2 separate regions of the Mus musculus genome follow, and region 2 is linked to region 1. The links are chromatin loops, found by intact Hi-C in ENCODE. Cell type or tissue: heart. All regions are shown on one strand. Links, peaks and the distances in the headings refer to the core of each region. The heading gives the core; the rest is flanking DNA. Region 1 holds the start of Vps36 (vacuolar protein sorting 36). Region 2 overlaps Tpte (transmembrane phosphatase with tensin homology).

Region 1 (11,078 bases), core at 3,079-11,078:
ACCTATTGTGTGTTATAAAAAGATAAAGGAAAGAAGGAATATGTTTTGGTGGATGTGTAGTCAGGTATGGGGTGCCCCCGCAGGCCCATGGGTATAGTATAGAATAGAGTTTACTCAGGGAATGGGGAAGGGAGTTAAAAGGGTATTAGAGACAGAGAAAGGCAGAGAGAGTTGAGGAATAGAGGCTGGCTGAGAGCACATGTAGACAAGGGGGAGTAGGGGTGAGAGGACAGAGCAGGAGCAAGAAGACAAGAGAGAGCAAAGGAGGGAAGAGGGCAGAGGTAGCAAGCAGCCCCTCTCATAGTGAGTCAGGCAAGCCTGGCTATTGCCAGGTAACTGTGGGGCGGAGCTTAGACAGAATGCTAACAAAACCAACTCCTGTTGAACAATTTGTCTATGTTTGTCTTTTTAGGCATGCTGCCTTAACCTTTGACGCCCATCATTTAAACATGTCACCAACATAAAACCCAGACATGCTAACAGTGGTGGTTCATTGCTGTACTCCCTCAGAAAAATGACATGTGTGAAACATATTTCTAGGAAAAAAGCTACATCTTCAAACTGATTAACTGATTGGAACCTCAAAGGTTGTGGAGAGCTTGGGATGTTGCAGGACCAGGGCCCAGATACAACCTATCTTGAGCTATCTGTAACCCATTAAATAGCCACCCCTTGCCCCTATCCCAACCCCCACCTCAGACCTTAGGACACCTGACATCATGTTAGACGCCTTGTTTTGTTTGTTTGTTTGTTTGTTTGTTTGTTTGTTTAAGTGAGGGAGAACAACTGGAGGATGGTCTGGGTCTGGTTGCCCCCTAACTGTACACCCAGAGAAGCTATGTAAATCTTGCTCCCCAATTTAAAGTTAATAAAAGACTAGAGCCTGTGATTGAGTTGTAGAGAGAGAAAGGCAGGAGGTTGTGGGGACCCAGTGAGGGGGGGTCTCAGGAGAGACCAAGAGAAGGAGAAAGGAGACAAAGGGAGGAATAAGCTGCCTTGAGGGGAATGGCCCACGAGTGCATGGCCATGGGAAACAGCAAGTGACAAGGGACAAGTGGCTGGGGATGTGAGGTAGAACAGCTCCAAAACCTGCCCAGTCTAGGCTTACAGCTTGGAAATAAAATACCAGGACTTCGTGTCTTTAATATGGGCTAGCTAGAATGCATAATTCATTTTACAATGTCTACTACCTATTACTCAGGCCAGAGGGTCTCCCCAGCTGGCTCTCAGCAGTGATCAGCTTTTCTCCTGCTCTTTTCCTTTCTTTTCCTCAGATACTTTGCTAATGTTTTTTTTTTTTTCCTTCAGTTCCAGTGTTGGAATGCAGAGACTTAAGAACAGGTGCTCTACCTCTGAACTACAGTCCCAACTCTGCCATAGGGTTACCTTCCTTCCTTCCTTCCTTCCTTCCTTCCTTCCTTCCTTCCTTCCTTCCTTCCTTTCTTTCTTCTCTTGAAATATCCTATTTTAGTGTACCTTTACCAACCTCCGGAGAAGCCACAGGCAAACGGCTCTCCTTTTTAAAGGCAGCACTGATCCACGACAACACAGCTAACTGCTAAGTTGCCATCGGTGTCATGGCTAGTCTTGGTTGTCAGCTTGGCTACATCTGGAATCAGCCGCTGGGGATGCTGTGGGGGGTTTGCTTGTTTACGTCCTCTGAGGAGAGAAGCCTGGCACATCTGGTGCCAGTTCACATAAAAGGACCCGAAGGAAGCTTTTTGCTTTCCGCCTGGCTGTCCTCACTCTCATCGGCAAGTTCATCTATCCTGCTGCTGAAGGCATTCCTTCCCTGGTATTTGAACTTACCTCTTGAGAATTGCAGCGTAGACAGGACCAGCAGCCGTCTAAGAATCCTCCAGGACCCAAGCAGTAGTTAGAGACCGCTGAGATACAGTCTCTCGGACTGGACAATGGCCAGGTTCCTTGGACTGCCCACTGGGAGACAGTTATCGTTGGACTATGTGGAGCATAGCCTATAAGGGGTTGTAATAAATCATTCTACCCGTTATCTTCTTTAGAGAATCTTGACCAATCCATCCAGACAGTTAATCTGGGGAAGGGGGCATAGCTGGGGAGATAGTCTGCCTTGCAAATGTGAGGACTTAAGTTTTGATGCTAAAAACCCAGTTAGTTTTATGTCTGTGAAATCCACCTTAATAGTTTTTTTAAGTGACAAACCTAGAACAAAACAATAAACCGTGGAGATCTCAATACACTGATATAGTAAGAAAACCTTTTGAGATTACTATTTAAAATTAAAAAGTCAATTTCTCCACAATTTCCAGATGTACCCACTCCAAGGACAGCTTCCCCCCCCCCCCTTACATTTCTTTTTGAGATTTTAACACATCACAAAATCTCCCTCCAAACTCTCCCCTCTGCCTGTCTTGGCTCGATTTCGGACATGCCAAAGTATATCATGGAAAGCCCATGAGGTCCCAACCCTACACATAAACGGCTTCTTTTTAAACACACATATCACATCTGTTGCAATCATCCCAAAGTGTTGGGATGTAAGACAGATTTTTCTCTAAAAGGTCAAAGAATATGTCTTTCAAAAGAGGTCATTGTCAACACAGCTGTCTATAAACTACACACATGCAATTGTTGGATCAGCTTCTCCTGTGGGTACATTAAACAGGGAACATGCTTGTGAGAGAACAGGGTAGGTCAGTCGCAAGGACACAATTATGACGGTCTGGGAAAGAAAGTGACCCACAGGGGTAACCCTACAGAGACCCGATAAGGTTGGTATTGAGAAGACTCTCACAGAATTCAGAAAGTAGGAGACTCTGGCAAAAACACTCAGTGGAAGTGTATAACAGAGATAAATTACAGGAACTAAGTGAACAGTGTACACTTAGATCAGAAGGCCCTATATAGTTACTGTAAAGATGAACAAGAAATGCAAAGGATCTAGAGTAGGCAGGACAACCATGAGAGAGTACCAAGTAGACAACCGTGAGAGAGTACCAAGTAGACAACCGTGAGAGAGTACCAAGTAGACAACTGTGAGAGAGTACCAAGTAGACAACCGTGAGAGAGTACCAAGTAGACAACCATGAGAGAGTACCAAGTAGACAACCGTGAGAGAGTACCAAGTAGACAACCGTGAGAGAGTACCAAGTAGACAACCACGAGAGAGTACCAAGTAGACAACTGTGAGAGAGTAGCAAGTAGACAACTGTGAGAGAGTACCAAGTTGGAGCAGGAACCTGGATCTGTTTTCAAGGCTTTTAAAACCACGATAACTGAGACAATGTGACATAAAGACAAGCAACGAAAAATAACAGACTTCAGAAAGATGACCCTGCCTTATCTCGCCAACTGATGTTTACAGTTTCCATAAACAACTTTTTGATAAACAGCTGTGGTAACTGAATTTTGACACGCAAAATGCTAACTTGGTCTTTACCTCAAGTTACTTTGTACAAAATGAAACCCTGACAACCTCGAGATGAAATGTATACCTGATATAATAAAGGAAACTACAGAACAGAAGAAAAACAAGGAAAACGCTTTGACAGGCAAAGATTTGTTTTTAAAAAATTATTTTTGATTTGCATTTCCCTGATGACTAAGGATGTTGAACATTTCTTTAGGTGCGTCTCAGACATTAGAGATTCCTCAGTTGAGAATTCTTTGTTTAGCTTTGTAGCCTATTTTTAAATAGGGTTATTTAGTTCTCTGGAGTCTAACTTCTTGAGTTCTTTGTGTAGTTTGGTTATTAGCCTTCTATCAGATGTAGGGTTGGTAAAGATCTTTTTCCAATCTGTGGGTTACCATTTTGTCCTATTGTTATTGTCCTTTGCCTTTTCAAGTTTATAAGATCCCATTTGTCAATTTTTAGAGTCTAAGCCATTGGTGTCCAAGAAATTTTCCCCTGTGTAGGTGTATTTAAGGTTCTCCCCACTTTCTCTTCTATTAGATTCAGTGTATCTGGTTTTATGTGGAGGTCCTTGATCTACATGGACTTGAGCTTTGTACAGGGAGATGAGAATGGATCAGTTTGCATCCTTCTACATGTTGACTGCCACCTGAACCAGCACTATTTGTGGAAAATGCTGTCTTTTTTTCCATTGGATGGTTTTGGCTTCTATGTCAAAGATCAAGTGACCATAGGTGTGTGGGTTTATTTCTGAGTCTTCAATTCTATTCCATTTTCTATTCCATTGATCTACCCGCCTGTCACTCTACCAATACCATGAAGTTTTTATCACTATTACTCTGTAATGCAGCTTGAGGTCAGGGATGGTGATCCCCACAGAAGTTCTTTTATTGTTAAGAATTGTTTTTGATATCCTGAGTTTTTTTGTTATTCCAGATGAATTTGAGAGATTCCACCTCACACAAATCAGAATGGCTAAGATTGAAAACTCAAACCGGGCGTGGTGGCTCACGCCTTTAATCCCAGCACTCGGGAGGCAGAGACAGGCAGATTTCTGAGTTTGAGGCCAGCCTGGTCTACAAAGTGAGTTCCAGGACAGCCAGAGCTACACAGAGAAACCCTGTCTAAAAAAAAAAAAAAAAAAAAAAAAAAAAAAAAAAAAGAAAACTCAGGTGACAGCAGATGCTGGCAAGGATGTAGAGAAAGAGAAACTCATCCATTGCTGTTAGGATTGCAAGCTGATAAAACCACTTTGGAAATCAATCTGGTGGTTCCTGAGAAAATTGGAAATAGTTCTACCTGAAGACCCAGCTATACCACTCCTGGGCATATACCCAAAAGATGTTCCAACATATAACAAGGACACATGTTCCTTTATGTTCACAGCTGCCTTATTTATAACAGCCAGAAGCTGGAAAGAACCCAGATGTCCTTCAACAGAGGAATGGATACAGAAAATGTGGTATATTTACACAATGAAGTACTATTCAGCTATTAAAAATAATGACTTCATGAAATTCTTAGGCAAACAGAACTAGAAAATATCATCCTGAATGAGGTAACCCACAAAAGAACACACGTGGTATGCAGTCACTGATAACTGGATATTAGCCCAAAAGCTCAGAATACCCAAGATACAATTCACAGACCACATGAAGCTCAAGAAGAAGGAAGACCAAAGTGTGGATACTTCAATCCTTCTTAGAAGGGGGAACAAAATATCCATGGAAGGAGTTACAGAGACAAAGTGTGAAGCAGAGAGTGAAGGAAAGACCATCCAGAGACTGCCCCACCTGGGAATCCATCCCATATACAGTTACCAAACCCAGACACTATTGTGGATGCCAAGAAGTGCTTGCTGACAGAAGCCTGATATAACTGTCTCCTGAGAGGCTCTGCCAGAGCCTGACAAATACAGAGGGGGATGCTCTCAGCCAACCATTGTAAACCATATGTAGCAGATGATGGCCTTATCTGACATCAATAGGAGGGGAGGCCCCTGGTCCTGCGGAGGTTTGATGCTCCAGTGTAGGCAGGAGTAGGTGAGTGGGTGGAGGAGCACCCTCATAGAGGCAAAGGGGACGGAGGAGAAGGGGAGATGGGATGAGGGGTTGTGGACGTGTAACTGGGACGGGGGAATATAATTTCCAATGTAAATGAATAAAATGATTAATACAAAAAAGAAAATTATTTTTTATGTGTATGGGTATATTGCCTTCATGTATATCTGTCGCATTAAATGCATGTTTGGTGCTTTATTTCCATGTCACCTCCATCTATCTGGAGCTATTGGTCATTTTTTAAAGGTGGGTGGGTAGGTGGGTGAGGTGGTTCAGCTGGTAAGGGAGCCTGCTGCTAAGCCTCATAACCTAAGTTTGATCTCCCAAGATCCACACGGTCAAAGGAGCAGCTCTCATTAAACATCCTCTGACTCCCACAGGCTAGCCCTTGCATGTTCCCGACGCACACAAACCCTCATAAAATAAACAGAATGTAATAAAAATTAGACTAAAACAAAAACCGGAGAAGAGTGTATTACATAATATGCTGGTTACAGATATATTAAACACAACCTCTGCTGTCAACACTTATTTGGGAAGAAATAAAAAAAAAGTCCTTATTTACAGCTTTTAACAAGCATGTCAACAAGTTTGGCAGTGACAGGGGAGCAAATGTGCACGCGAGTGGCAGCCGCCAGGGGGCGCCGCCTGTCCGTGTCGGGGCGCCCCACCCCCGCCGGCCACCAGGGAGCGCCGCTCGCAGCCCGGGAGCACCGGCGAGCGGCAGAAGCCGGCCGGGTGGCGGCCATGGACCGCTTCGTGTGGACCAGCGGCCTCCTGGAGATCAACGAGACCCTGGTTATCCAGCAGCGCGGGGTGCGCGTCTACGACGGCGAGGAGAAGGTAGGGAGGAGGCCGCGCCGACCCGCGGCCCTCGTGCTGGGCAGGGCCTCACCCTCGGCCCTGGGGCTACCGGCCTCGGCCCGCCGCTCCAGCCGCACGGTGGACAGCGGAGCCGGGGCGCGGGCGAGCGGAGGTCTCGGCGGGTCGCAGCCCGGGACGGTACAGTTCCGCCTTGTGGCGAGCGAGCGCGCCACCGGAACGCCGTCCCCACCCTCCTGCTGGACCGGTGATGATTTGTTCTGGGCTGAGCCGGGGTCCCTCGCCCGGAAGGATTTCCGAAGGAGGCAGCAGGGTCCAGCCCCATGGGGTTTTCTGCTTGCTTTGTAATTACTTTAGGAAGTGGGCTTGAGGCTTCGTGTTCTGTTCTAGGAAGTCATGCAGTGAGCCCTTGCCTTGGAATGCAAGCTTAAATCTTAAGAGCCGGGCTCGCGAAGGATAAGAGAAAAACAACGAATTCATGTATTCTGTGCCTGGAAACCACATGCCATCTTGTCCTGAATTAAATGTACGACCTGAAATCAGGAGTGGCAAAAGAGCTCGCGTCCCCAAAAGCACTTTTAGTCTCCAGTTTTCACTTGAGGCATTCTGTCTTCCTCGCTGTGGTGGAAATGAAACCTCCCTCGCTCTGGAGTTTGATACACCTAGTCAGTGCTTACAGCTAACCCAGGTCCGCTCTGACTTAGGGTATTTTCCTATTGTTTTCGAGGCAAGCTCTTATCCGAGACTGCTTCAGTAAAGTTTGATTTACTTTTTAAGTAAACTTAGACTGTTCTGGGTTTGAGTAGCAAGTAAAAACCAGCCTAACTGGTCTGTCAGGTTGAGATAATAATCCACGGGAGACCCCAAAAGGGAACGATTGAGCAATCTCTTCACTACAGCAACAGCCTTTCACATTCCCCCTTGCTCCTTGACACAGCAGTGGTACAGACTCTGGCTTGAGCTTTAAATGTATAGCCTAAGCTTTGATTTCTAGAGGAAAAATGCAATGGTTCTTAGAACTGTGTGATCTACGGGCACATCGTGCACTTTCTCCTCTTTCTTTCTGTCTTTCTTTCTTTCTTTCTTTCTTCTCTCTCTCTCTCTCTCTCTCTCTCTCTCTCTCTCTCTCTTTCTTTCTATAGGGTTTCTCTGTATAGGCCCGACTGTCCTGGAACTCACTCTGTGGAACGGGCTGGCCTCGAACTCAGAAATCCGCCTGCCTCTGCCTCCCAAGTGCTGGGATTAAAAGAGTGCCCCACCACTGAGCGGCCATCGTGCACTTTCAAGTTAACATTTGTTTTGGAAATGTGAATTTTTACTAATTAACAAAAAAGAGATTCTTAAATTCGGTTGTTTGGTTTTGTGTAAGTCAGATTGGCTGAGACACTTAAAGTTAGGCCAAATTACATGCTAGAAGTACTTGAGCATGACGTCTTTTTATTTTTAAACATTTTCCTCGTTTTTAATTATGTGCCTAACATGTGGGTCTGTAAGAGCAGCTGTCAGCCTAGGCCAGAGGTATCAGACCCCCCTGGAGTTGGAGTTAAAGATTGTTGTGAGTTGCCATGTGCTCTGCTGGGTCCTCGACCAGGAAGCAAATGCTTGTGACTGCTGAGCCATCTCTCCAGCCGCCCTCCTCCCCATTTTGAGACAGGGTCCTTATATGTAGCCCTGGCTGTCCTGGAACTCACTATGCAGACCACGCTGGCCTCGAACTCACAGCGATGCACCTGTGAGTTCCCAGTGCTGTTGGAAGAAACTGGACTTGTAAAGTCTTTTCTCTGATTTGTCTAAGTGTTTTGGTAGAATATTGTGCTGTTTTGTTTGTTTTGATTTGTTTTTTGTTTTGTTTTGTCAACTCTACACAAGCCAGGGTCATCTGGCAAAAGGGAGCTTTGAATGAGAAAAGGTCCCTATCAGATGATAGGACCACTTCTGTGGTCAAGTCGGTGGAGCATTTTCTGGATTAGAAATGATTGATGTGCAAGGCCCAGCCCACTGTGAGAGGCCCAGCCCACTGTGGGCAGTGCTGCTCTTGACCAGTGGTCCTGGGCTGGTATTAAACTGCAAGCTCAGTACCCACAGGGGGCAAGCTAGTCCACCAAACTCCATGGTCACTCACTGTCTTTTGTTTTGTTTTGTTTTGTTTTGTTTTGTTTTGTTTTGTTTTGTTTTTCGAGACAGGGTTTCTCTGTATAGCCCTGGCTGTCCTGGAACTCACCTTGTAGACCAGACTGGCCACGAACTCAGAAAATCCTCCTGCCTCTGCCTCTGCCATGGCCGGCCATGGTCACTGTCTTAGTTCCTGCCTGTAGGTTTCTGTTAATAAGTTCCTACCCCAACTTCCTTTCAGGATGGAGTATATAAACTATACACAGAAAGAAAACCCTTTCCTCCCCAAGTTTCTCTTGGTCATGGTGTTTAATGATGGCAACAGAAACCTAAGTAGGAAAATATCCTTCATGGAGTGCATTTAAACTAATGGTAGATCTTATTCTTAGAAAAAAGAATGTTTAAAAATGTGTGTCAAAGTGTCAGTTATTTGTTACATGTGGTTTTTAAACGGCATGTTCCTGTGTATGCTTGGTTTAACATAAAAAGTGCATTTATGCCAGCGTTGCATGAAGTTACATATGTCAGTGACAAGTTCTTTTTTTTTTTCAAACAAGTATTGGTTAAGTACAAGTTTAAAAAAAAAGTAAGAAAGAAATTTGAAATAATCATTAGCACCACTACCCAGAAGACTTTTGGCATAGTACATAGATTTGATAAAATACAATGGATATTTTACTGTGTTGTTAACCCAATACATAGTTTAACTTCTTTCTGTTTAAGAAAGATCCAAGACAGAGGCAGGTGGATCTCTGTGAGTTTGAGGCCAGCCTGGTCTACAGAGTAAAGTTCTTGAACAGCCAGGGCCACACAGAGAAAGCCTGTCTCAAAAAACCATGGTGGGGCAGGGGTGATACAAGGCTGGCAAAGTGGCTCAGTCAGGGAAGGCACCTGCCAACAGCAACCTAAGTTTGATCTCCAGGTCTCAGATGCTGGGGGAACCACCTCCACTCCTAAAAGTTGTCCCAACCTTTGGATGTATGCTAAGGCACTGGCATATCCACATAGATACGTAAATAAACAAACAAGCAAATATATGTAGTAAACAAATGTTCAAGGCTTTATAGAATGATGCTTAATAAGGCTCCTAGTGGTTACTTATTTAATACATGTTTTCCTGTTTGAGAATTTCTTGCATGCTTATAATGTATTGATCAAATTTCCTCTCCATCCATTCCTTACCCCACGATCACTTCTCATTTTATGTCCTCTGTTTGTTTGTTTTTTAAAACCCATTGAGTCCAACTAAGTGCTGCCAGTATGTGTATGGTTGTAAGGCCATCTACTGGGACTGTAGGACCATCTACTGGGGCTGTAGGGCCATCCACTGGGGCTGTAGGGCCATCCACTGGGGCTGTAAGGCCATCCACTGGGGCTGTAGGGCCATCCACTGGGGCTGTAGGGCCATCCACTTGAGCTGTAGGGCCATCCACTGGAGCTGTAGTGCCATCCATCCACTGGGGCTGTAGGGTCATCCACTGGGGCTGTAGGACCATCCACTGGGGCTGTAGGGCCATCCATCCACTGGGGCTGTAGGGCCATCCATCCACTGGGGCTGTAGGCCATCCCATCTACTGGAGCATGAGTAGCCTCTCAGGGGCCTGATCCCTGAAGAAAACTGACTGGCCCTCTGCCAGGAGCAAGTTCAGCTAGAAGATGATCCCCAGGTTCATGACCCCACCCCTCCATTCAGTCTTTGATTCTGTCTGGGTCATAGCAAGCGTTAAAGCAAGCATTCTCAACCACGTAATGCTGCTCAGAAGAATTCTGTCACTATGTGAAATGAACTGAATCCTGACGAAAGTCTTTAAAATCTAAAAGCCTGCAGAGAGAGCTTGCGTCTGTTGTTCACACAATGACTCTGCTCCATGACTGGGTTCCTATCCCATGACCATGTCCAAACATAAACACTTCCCACTGGCTCCAACTCAAAATACCATCTTATTGGGAGCAATAAGCACACACACACACACACACACACACAAACCAATATATATGCATATATGTTATATGTATGCATGTATATATATATGAATTGAAATACAGCGTATACTTTTAAACTTTCTTTTTTTATTTAAAAAAATAGAAATAGTCTAGAGACTATGCCACATCTATTGGTTCTCTGTGTACCTCACATTTTTACTATTTTGAAATCTGGATGACTAGCCAGGCATGAGGGCTTTGATCCCTGCACTTGGAAGGCAGATCTCTGTGAGTTTGAGGCCAGCCTGGTTTCAAGTTCCAAGACAGCTGGGGCTAAATAGTGAGATCCTGTCTCAAAAAAAAAAAAAATCCAGATGATTGTTATAGTCAATGACATCCTATCAGATACACTTAAATGCACAGTTGTTTGCTTTGTTGAATACTGTAAGTACCCAGTCTCCGTATTCATTTTCTTTAATACCTGTAGTCCACCAATGGGGATCTGTCTTAATTAGGGTTTTACTGCTGTGAACAGACACCATGACGAAGGCAACTCTTATAAGGACAACATTTAATTGGGGCTGGCTTACAGGTTCAGAAGTTCAGCATCATCAAGGCGGGAGCATGGCAGCATCCAGGCAGGCATGGTTTGGTGCAGGAGGAGCTGAGAGTTCTACATCTTCATCTGAAGGTTGCTTGCTATGAGACAACTGGCTTTCAGGCAGGAGAGCCCATGTCCACAAGGCCACACCTCCTAATAGTGCCACTCC
Region 2 (11,151 bases), core at 2,067-10,066, 110 kb after region 1:
AGGAGACCATGAAAACCAGTCCTGCAAGTGTTCCTCCACCTGCCAGGCAGCTGCCACCCGGCAAGGCTGGTGCTCTACATCTGTAACCATCATCAGACTGAACAGAGTTCCTGCACCTGTTTTGCCCACATACACAGAGACAAAACAAGCACACACATGCATATGCATGCACACATACTCACACACACATCCACACACATCCAGGAGCATGGGTGAACTGGTTAACATCATTTTAAGTGAAATAAACCAGGTACAAAAAGACAGGTACCACATGGTTTCTCTAACATGTGGAAGCTAGCATTAAAAAACAACAAAACAAAACAAACAAACGAAAAGATGATCTGAAAGCTCACAGGGACACCAGGGAATGGGAAGGGGCTGAACACAGGGTAGGAAAGGGTACAAGGGCAGCCATGGTTAAGGCAGGGCATACGCATGTGTGGAGATGCCACAGTGACCCACTGAAGTTCCATTATGTCTGACAGAATTCAGGAAAGAGCTGTCTTGATCTTGTCCTTTCCTTAGTTGAGAGATAAACTGCTGCTTTGACCTCATTTTTGTTAAGTGTGCCTTGGTTATTTTATGTTCCCTCTTGGTTCAGTTTTAAAGGTCTTGTGACTGGAAAATTCCAATAGCCATATATACTTTCAAACTCTCCCCTATTGATCCTATAGACTTGATTGCTATCTTTTGTGATGCCCATCTTTGCCTCTGATTCTTTTTGGGTCTTTATTTCTTTTAGCTAGTTGGGTTTGGAATTTTGCTGACTTTAAATTTGTTTTGAAATTAATCATATGTTATAATTTACCAAGTATATTTTAAATCATATCATTAAACATGATTTTAAACATGTAAACAATATTTTTAAAAAATTGGGAGGCAAGGCTATGGTAGCGCAGGCTGGTCTGAAACCTGCAAGCCTTGCTCTCTCAGCCTGCCAGGAGAATACAGGAGTACAGCCCAGTTTGTGGTTCGTAATATACAAACACTAACGAGATAGTTTTTATTCTTTTTGAGTACTCAAGTTTTTCTTTCTAAAATTTTGGTTTTTTATGTATATGCTTTTTGTTTTTTGTTTATTTTGTTTGGTTACTTTGTTTTATTGTTTGTTTTTGTTTTTAAAAGAAAAAAGTGAATATGAAGTTGGGTTGGTAGAGAAGTGGGGTCTGGAAAGAGTAATCTGTGTCTTATGATCCACTTTTGCCTGATATCTATTTTGTCTGATTTGTGTAATGATTCTCCTTCTTTCTTTGGTTTCTATTTGCTAAAGACCATTTCCTGCCCTCATTTCTACTCTTACTTTCAATATATATGTTCTGTTGGTGAGATTATATTTTTTTCGTTCTCTGTTTTGAGAACCGAACCAGGGTTTCAAGGATATTGGAACATTAATTACTCCACTATAAAAGGACACACTTAGCACTGAGATAAATTTGTGGCAGACAATAAACTTTGAGTGTTTTACAAAGTCTAATAAACCTATATTTTTGAATTAGAAATCCAAAGTCATTTCATTCAATATGATTATTGAAAATTATCTGAAATTTCAGTCAGTTCTTTGTTGCCTTAAATAACAGATGTCCATTTCTTCCATTAGTTTTCTTAGAAGTCTGACGCCTTACAGTGTGTGATTATTTCTTAATTCCCATTTGGTTGTCTACTCCTTTAGTGAAATTTCCTGTTTGCCTTGTCTTAGGATTCTATTAGTTTTTGTTTTCTCTTCTGTAGGTGGGATTCCTTTAAATGTCTTCTGTAAAGCTGGCCTAGTGGTCATGAGTTTCTGTAGTTTCTGTCTTTATGATTTGTTTGATGCAGGAATCTAGGTTGACAGTTGCCATCTTTTCAAAGGATTTCAGATGCACAAATTTATACTTTTCTGACTTTTAATGTTTCTTCTAAGAATTCTGATGCTATAATGACATGTTTTCTTTGTAAGGGACTTTGAGCTTCTTAGCAACATTTGGTGTTTTATATTGTCTGTGCTTTTATTAGTTAAACTATATTATGTTGTGGACAGGTTATTTTTTGGTCAAGTCTACTTTTGGTTCTAAAAGTCTCATGTACTTAGCTGTCTGTATTTTCCTAATGTTTGAGAAATTCTCTGTTACTTCAGTGAATATGTTTTCTGTGCCATTAGCCAGAACTTCCATTCTGATCTGTACCTATGCCCAATATTCATTTGGACTTTTAATGGCATCCCAGAGATCTTGCATTTTCTGTTAACTCCTTTTAAAATACTGTTTTTATTTTTACCGTTTGAATGTTCTAATTTGCCAATATTAATACTGTCTACAAGTCCTGCTTTTCTTTTACTTTGTGAGATTATATGTTGAGTTATTTTAAACTTTCACCTCCTGAGCTTTGCGATCCCAGTTGTTTCCCCTGCCCAGAATCCATCTCCTTACTGAATTGCTTTTTCATATCTTTTGTTCTCTTCCCTAATTTAATCAGCTGCTTATTTATGTGTTTTTAAATTATTGATAATCTAAACAGTCATTCTTTTAAATTATTTATCTGGCATTTAATCTAATTTTATAACTTTGGAGCTTGTTTCTAGAGTACGTTTAGTTTTTGGAAAAGCCACGTTGCCTGGGTTTTGAAATGTCTTGTGTTTCTTAAGATCTTTCTTATAAAGCAATCTTACCTTGGGATGCCCAGGGAAATCAATTTGTAGTGTTGAGTGTTAATTCCAAACGAACTTAGTATCATTTCTTTAAAGCTTCCTTGGCAATGATTAGTGGCTCTGACACAGTGTAGCTGTGCTGGAGCCTATGTGGCCCATTTTCTCTGTAGGTTACAAGAAGAGTGGGGTCTCTCTGGAGTTGAGGCAGGTGTTGGTAGACAGCTGTGCACATAGGGTATGCATGCTGTGTTTATTTCCCTAGACTTTCAGCAATATGTAGTCTGAAAAGTTATGGGAGTTACCAATGCCTAGGGCACGTATTGATGTAGTATAAGGAGAAGTTGTGTATTCTCTTCTGCTGCCATGGATGTAAAACGGAACCTGGCTCTTTGGGTCTTCTCTCTTTGTGCCTATTTGAGGCAGAGATAGGAGTGGATGCTTTTATCTACCTTATTATTTAAGGTTTGAAATATTTTCTAAATTCAGTCAGTACTATATCATAGCTGGATTGAGGTATGGTTTCTCAAAAACAGGGATGGGAGGATATCTTAGTAACAAAACACATACTCAAATACTCAGGGCACTGGGATCTGGTCCCAACACCTCCCAGAGAGGAGAAAACAAGGAACAAAAACAATCATAATGTATGAACAAACTAGATACAAAAACACAGTTACAAGCAAAGGTAGCTAATACCATTACATCAAATATCAGTAGAAAAAACAATGGGAAAATAATGTAGAATAGGTAAAAAGTAACTAGTTCGTGAAAGTAAGAATTTAAAGAACTAAAAGGAACAGCACATAGGGCCAGTAAGGTGGATCAGTGCTCAATGGTGCTTTGCCCCCAGCCTGATGATTTGACTTTGTTTCTAGTGATCCACAGGATGGACGGAGAAAATCAGCTCTCACAAGCTGTGGGTCAAGGGAAACAGCATGGAGTTTTAGTTCCAATTCGTGGCAATCATAACACTTTATTATCATGAGCTGCACAACAACAAGCAATCCCATTGTTTGTTTCTGTGGCTTGGGGCAGAGCATGTGGCATGCCATTCTATTTATCATTTTGATAGGAGCCAACAATATACAAGGTTCCATAGACATTGCATTAATTTAATAAGAATATATGTGTTATTGCTGATCCTGTATTGCTATGCTCTTCTATTTCCAGTAAAAGTGTGTGTCTCAGCCAGAGAAGCCTCTTACTGCAGTAAGCTGTGGGTAATGAATGACCAGTTGGTCAAAGTGCCAGTAACAAGTCACTATGAATGTTCTCCCTCTCTCTCTCTCTCTCTCTCTCTCTCTCTCTCTCTCTCTCTCTCACACACACACACACACACACACACACACACATTTCTGAGAATGGCTCACGTTTCCATTCTGGTAACCTGAAGCCATAGCTTAAGCTTCTGTTATGAGCCTCACGATTTATTGTATAGAACTTATTTTTGAACCCTATAGGGAAAATCATTAATCCTGTGATACTGTCTGACTTTGTTCTTTATGTACATCATTTTTGGCTTGTTCACAGAAATAAAAAGGTGTCAGTGAGTGCTTCAAGGACCATTAAACTAAATGGCAGCACTGGGTAAGTTGACCTTTTCCACCTCTGAATGGAAAAACTTTCTAAAGTAGTCATTGCAATGCATAGCACGCAGGGCAACCACTGAGCATCTGTGTGCAGTGTTTCTGACTGAGGACTAAGTACACAGTGATGGCCCTGAGCAAAAGACACTTGATCACAGTCTGCGGAGAACTCTAGGGTCTAAGCAGCCCAAAGCCTTAGTTAAACTGTTAAAATGCCTAGGCGTGCTGTTCACAAAGATCCAGGGAGAGGGGAGTCTCATTCAGCAGCAGAGGTAGGATCTGTGGGCAAAGAAAAGCATTCCAGGGCTTTGCTTCAGCTTGAGCCAGCCAGTGTGGGAGAAGCCACGCCCACTGGCATACGGAAGCACCTCCATAGTCGAGGGCTTTTGACCAGATCTGCCTCACGAATTCTCTTCTACTGAGCTGGCCTCAGATCTAGGCAGAAAGCAATTGGTTACCCCCATAGCACCCATGCCCTGATCGCCCATCCTGCCTGCGGGTCAGTATTGTGGTGTGCAGTGCCTAGCACTAATTATTAAGACCACTGGCATGTTTTCTCCCACGTGCGACCTGGGTACACCTCCTTTCACTATAAAAATGATCGCAGGGAGGAAGTTTCCGGTCAGTTCCAGACTGATTTTCCCCTGTTCTATACCTAGAGTGTGCAGTGTCTTCAGCAATAGAGTTTTACTATACAGATCAAATTCCTGCGTTGCTTTGGGTGTCCCTGGGACCTTCTGAAACATTTCATTCTTACCCAGCGTTGAGATTTTCGTGACATAACCCATGTGCTCTGGAAGCAGCATTGTCCACTAATGCAGGGTACCTCCATTTTTTAAAAAAAATTAGCTGATATAGCAATGGGTTTCCATAAGAATTTTCACACAGCCTTAGTGCTAACTAACCCACCCCACTCCTTCTCTCCCCTGTTATGTCGAATTCCTTCCTTTCTTTCTTTCTCTCTCTCTCTCTTTCTTTTCTTTTTTTTTTTTTTTTTTTTTTTTTTTTTTTTTTTTTTTGTTCAACCAATTTATAAGTCGTAGGAAAATGAACTAAGAGGTAATTCTGTGGTTTAAATGGTATTTGATTATGTGCAATTTTAATTCTCTAGCTACGACACAAATGAACAGATAACACTAATCACTAACGGGAGCAGGTCAGTTACGTATATGTGTCTATTAAAAAAAACAGATATTAAGCATAGAATAGTATTTCTAAAGTACGGTACTGCCAGCTTCAGTATATCATATTCCTTCTTGTTTTGGATCTAGTTGAATAGTGAGAAACCGCCTGTGTGTGAGAACAGACTAGAAGTTGTAATAAGTAGTGGTAGCTTCGGTAATAAAGCACTGCAAACTAGGTAGGTTAAACAATAGCAATGCATCGAGCGCCCCTCGGGGGTAGCAGTCTGTCTGTTACAAGGTACCTGCAAGCAGGCTCCATCTTTTTTTTTTTTTTTTTTTTTTTTTTTGGTTTTTCGAGACAGGGTTTCTCTGTGTAGCCCTGGCTGTCCTGGAACTCACTTTGTAGGCCAGGCTGGCCTCGAACTTAGAAATCTGCCTGCCTCTGCCTCCCGAGTACTGGGACGGCAAGGCTCGATCTTTTTGAGGGCCTCTTTTTTTCCCAGGATTTGCATTCCTTGGAATGTGAATTCACCCTCCATGCCTCTGTCTCAATTTGGAGTTAGCATTCTTCCCATGGGTGACTTATTTTAAAGTGTCCATCTCTATACAGATACCATTCATTAAGACAGTTTATTAGTGCAGTCTCATCTCATAAGTGTTTATGCTTGAAATGACTGTCTCCAGATAATGACAGGAATTAGGATATCACAATTTAGTTTTGGTGACAGCATTCAAAATGAGGAGAAATCTACTTGGGATAAGGGCAGCAGTAACAATCAAAGGTGGGGCTGTGGAGCTCTGACTGAAAAGATAGGTACTAAAATTGTCCCTAATCCACAAAAAAACTGGGCTGGGATGATGCCCCCAGCAAAATGTACCATCATTTTAGAGTGAGCTGTTAAACCCTTTCTGATGGGTAGAAAAGACACAAGTAGTCTGTGAAAGTGAGCATGTGATGAGAATTCAGAATCAGAATTTGGGCAAGGTCAAGGTAATGTATACTGAAGTAAATTTGAAATAATATCACTGCAAAAGGCACTTTTTCATTCATTCATTCATTCATTCATTCATTCATTTTACATCCCCATCACAGCTCCCTTTCCCTCCTCTTCTCCCAGTCCCACCATCTCACCCCTTTCCTCCCACTCCTCCCTTAGACAAGGGGAGCCCCCTCCCTCCCCTGGGTACCACTCTGCTCTGGCAAGTAGCATCAGGACTTAGCACATCCTCTCCCACTGAGGCCAGACAAGGCAGCCCAGCTAGGGGAAAGGCACCCCAAGGCAGGCAACAGAGTCAGAGACAGCCCCTGCTCCAATCGCTAGGAGACCCACATGGAGACCAAATTGCACATCTGCTACATATGTCATTTTGATTTGCATTTCCCTGATGACTAAGGACACTGAACAGTTTTTTAAGTGCTTCTCAGTCATTAGAGATTCCTCTGCTGGCAAAAAGCCCATACACATTTGCACTGAGTTAATAGTTAAGTCTATACATACTGCTGTTTTCACGGGCATAAGATAATCTTCTGTCAGTTTTGTTTAGTTTTTGACGTCTTACTCTGTAGTCATGTACCCTGTGCTTGCCTCGTAGGCTGGCCTTGAACTCTTGGCAGTCTCCCTGCCTCTGCCTCCTTATTGCCGAGACTATGAGGCTTGATACCTGGCCAGATACCATTAACATACAAAGGCATGTTCCTAATCAGAATGCCATACCACATTCAAATAACAATCTGCATACGGGTGTTTAAAGATCAACCAGCTAATGTTTAGAGTAGCTGTAGTTTATTTTTTAACCTAAAAAAGTACGTAAGAAATATGTTTTGTGAATGATACTGTACTTTTATAATCCCTTAGTTTGTCATATCCAGATGAAATAAAATCAGCAAGTTATGCGGACCCCATCAGTACAAAGTGAGTTAAATATATATATACATGCATAAATATGTGACTATGTATATGCATATATAAATTTATATAATGACATGCACACTACACAAACACTGACCAATAAAAGACAAAAGTCAACCTTAAATGAAGGTTGAACAGGACATACGTTTCTCATCCCCTAAAGCGTAAGGAACGCTGAAGGAGAGTGGATAGAGAGAATGTGACGAAGGGCATGTGTGCTGTGCAGCCTAATCGTCAGGGTATGACATGGTGACATCACAGCCGCTGTCATTGCCTGCCTTGAGTCTGCATGAGTCTGTGCTTGAGAACGGTCATTCGTGGTGGGTGCAGGGGAAGAAGGGCTGTGAGGGCCTATGTTGTCTGTCGATAGCTGCTAGAAAAGGAGTCATGGCCATTGTCCACAGTTTGTGTGGCCACAGGGGAGAAACCTAGTACCCTGTTGGCTAGTCCCATACCCATGCCCACGTGGGTGGCCCTGATTAAACTCAATGTGTCACAGAACAAAAGCAAAGAGACACAGAAGTGGTAAGGGGCTTATCTGGGGAGAAGCACTTGGAGGGATGGAAATGGGAAAAGAGATGAGAGAGACCAGAATGCACTCTATACATATATGACATAGTCAAAGAATAAACCTAACTTTAAAAACAAAACAGGGAAGTTGAAGTCTATAAAGGTCTACCCTCAGTTATACATATGACAAAAACCAAGTGCATAGTTGCTATGTCTGTATAAATCACTCTCAGTGAGATGCTCTGGATGGGGAGGTGTCAGGATTTCTCACCCTAAATAACCAATACATTGGACATGATCTTATTTATTAAATGAGACACTAACAGTGTAGACTGAAGAGAGAGAGATTTCTAAGTTCTCCTGCGGTGCGAGGCTGGTGTGCCCACTGTTAGATTAGATGGAGCCACTGCCTTCCATCTACAGCCACTTCATCCTATCTCACGGGGAAGAGAGGAACACCAGGGTTGAAAGTCAGAAGGTAGAAGGCAGAGTCATATGCACTTTTTACTGACTATGTACTTTTCAATAATTTAGAGCATATACAAATGATTCGTCAGTATACGACCCTGGGGGAGCTTCGAGCAGGTGAGTGAACTGAATTAAAAACATACACCGAGCAGTTTGTGTGGTGGTGCAGCCCCGTGACAAATCCAGCATCGCACGTGTCTCCCACTCCATGCCTAGATGCCCAAGAGGAAGGTTAGCGGATGGAGCATCGAAGGAGGAGCCCAAGCACTGCTCCACAAGGCTGTTAGCTAAGCCCATCCCTGCCAAGGTGGAGGCGAAGCCGAAAAAGGCCACAGGAAAGGATAAATCATCAAACAAAAAAAGTGCAGACAAAAGGGAAAAGGGGAGCAAAGGGCAGACAGGCTGAAGTGGCTGACCAGCAAACCACACATCTGCCTGCAGAAAATGGAACCGGAAAACCAGAGTCCAAACTCCAAAGAATAGAAAGAAGCCGGGTCCCACTGAGCCTCCATCACATCTGTCAGTGGTCCCTGCCTCCCTTCTTGTACAACCGAAAGGAATATTTTTATCAACTATTTTGTAAATTCGAGTTTTTGTTTAATAACTCTAAAAACATTTTTACAAGGTGAGGGAATCCTACCTCATCCTTTTTGTATGTGTGTGTGTAAATGGTTTGTTTTTAAGTGGTTAAATCATTTGTTGGTTGTTTATTTTTTGGTACAACCAGAAAATATCAGGATACTGAATCAGGAGAGGCTGTGACTGTCTCAGGGTCACCATAACATTCCGTAGAGGGGTCTAATTGTATATCCTAGAGTACAAAGCATACTAAATGGCAGTTTGGTTTCTTAGTCCTGCTTTCGTGTCTGGAATAGTTTCAGTTCTATCTGGTCCCGTGTTTCTAGTAGAACCATTTGGTAAGAAAGCCAGTCCTTGGCCCTTGCCCTGTCAGAACTGTGATGATGTCTGTGGTCGTGGCAGTCCGTTTTCCTAACCGTTGTGGTAATGTGCTGTGAAAGATGGAAGTCCTGAGTCTGTTCTATGTGTGGCGTAGACCTGTGAGTCAGTGGAGCTGAGGATTCCAGGCATTTGGTTGTTAGGAGAGGTCTTTGGGAAACTTGCTGAGTTTGAGGCTGGAACATCACTAGAATAAGTTAAAGAGAAACAATGCGTAGCTCTTCATTGGGTCCATGAATGCAATATGTGACTCTTGAGAGTTTGGTTATGTGTGTTAAAATTGCAATGTCTGTGTACTCTGCTCCTCGAACCAATAAAATCTCAGTTGTGAAAGAGTAAAAAAAATGCCACCCATATGTATGCTTACATATATACACATGTAAATACATGGATGTTCATACACAGATCTATAAGCTTCTAGCAACATGTTTTCATATATATGTATGCATATATATTTTTCATATAAATATACTTTTATATAAATGTATGTTTCATGTATATGCATATCTACATATACATATATATGAAAGCACACAATCCCCACAAAAACCATGGAAGAAGTTGAGATTTGACAAAACTACTTCAAGAATATCTTTGACATCATCATGACTTTTAAGCTGTTTCTAACTAGTCACATTGTAGGACTTGCAGTTGTATTTTGAACCAAACCGAGGAAGAAAGGATGCAGACAATCTGTCACCTTAAGTAGTGGCCAAACCCTTAGGAAGCAGGCAGAGTTCCTTTAAGAGACCAGACGAGTGTGAGCTAGGACAAGAGAGAATCTGATTGGGAGAAAAGAGGAAGCAGAGACAGACAGAAACAGATAGACAGACAGACAGGCACATACACACAGAGACAGAGACAAAGAGGACACAGAGAGACAAACACAGACAGACACAGACAGAGATACAAAAAGAGGAGACAGAGAAACAGAGAGACAGACTCACACATACACACACACACACAGAGAGAGAGAGAGAGAGAGAGAGAGAGAGAGAGAGAGAGAGAGAGAGAGAGAGGAGAGAAAAAGAGAGACCCAGTGTTCCAGACCTCCCCTATCATTTTGCAGAGAGATCTCTGTTGGAACAGCAGGTACTTAGCTATAATTCATGCAGGAAACACAGCATGATTGGTAGAAGTACTGCTATAATAAAGGCTCTTGATAATCATAAATTGAGACATGAAGGTGGTTTCTGTACAATCTGCAGGTGAAATCCAAGAGAAGTACAATGGAGAAAGACTATTACACTTTGAGATTAAAGTAACCATTACTTCTCTCGGATTCTTCTCCATTTTTACAGATTTGAGATCTTCAAATAAATCTCAAGCTCAAATTCATGACATATACACGAACATCTCAATATTAGGTTATTGAGTTGTAGGAGAAGTGTTACTCTATAAATGTAATTTTAGAATTATATGTAAAACTTTTAATGTAAAAGAAAGCTTAGACTTATAATTCATGTATGGTCATGTATTTTTGTATTCCTTTAGCCCACATGCAGGCACATCACTATCAGTGATATTTGATGGAATCACCATATAAAATGTAAACGAAGACCTATATCAATGTACTTATATGTTTACACTTCTCCAGAATGCTTGCACACATACAAATATTAAGGTAGAGCAGACACACATACCCACAAACAAGAGCCACTTTGGTCACATGTCCTTCCTGTCACCTCTTAACTCGGTTGAAAGTTCGAGCAATCACTAGCTAACTAAGGCCTAAGGAAATTTTCTGCTGGGGTGAATGAAGGGAAGAGAAATCAAGGAGGGACTGGCAGAAGACAGGGGTCATGCTATGGACAAACATTCAACAAAAATGATTAGAGGTAATGGTAATGGACCTTAGATGTCCCCTGGTAGGGCACTGCCATCACAGAAGGCTGGCATCCTAAGCCCTGCCTACTGTACCACAAATGGAGCCCCTTCCTCAGATTCTATAGATACTTCATCTTCACCTCATA

Evidence for each region. Peaks named below come from ENCODE experiments on the same cell type or tissue, not always from the same donor. Only the 100,000 strongest peaks of a DNase experiment are listed, where the experiment ranks them.
Region 2: a loop joins it to region 1, with 10 times the contacts of the local background. A loop is called at or near these places in 7 of 42 quality-filtered maps.

The regions. Positions count from the first base shown.
Region 1 is chr8:22,186,673-22,197,750 of GRCm38, forward strand. It overlaps Vps36 (vacuolar protein sorting 36), which reads left to right and starts at 6,161. Exons shown (of 14, transcript NM_027338.2): 1 at 6,161-6,294. The coding sequence starts at 6,199. It overlaps Gm29878 (a long non-coding RNA gene), which reads left to right. Exons shown (of 2, transcript XR_378798.3): 2 at 413-480. In heart, for the core only: CTCF peaks have their summits at 6,135 (motif pointing right) and 6,341; DNase peaks (open chromatin) are centred at 6,329 and 6,459; H3K4me3 peaks cover 1,643 bases; H3K27ac peaks cover 1,729 bases.
Region 2 is chr8:22,298,649-22,309,799 of GRCm38, forward strand. Tpte (transmembrane phosphatase with tensin homology) reads left to right here. Exons shown (of 28, transcript NM_199257.2): 4 at 4,154-4,210; 5 at 5,321-5,365; 6 at 7,190-7,246; 7 at 8,288-8,338. It also overlaps the pseudogene Gm46035. Among named protein-coding and RNA genes, the nearest start is that of Tpte, 21 kb to the left of the region's middle. In heart, for the core only: CTCF peaks have their summits at 5,590 and 5,791; no DNase peak of the experiment used is centred there; H3K4me3 peaks cover 551 bases.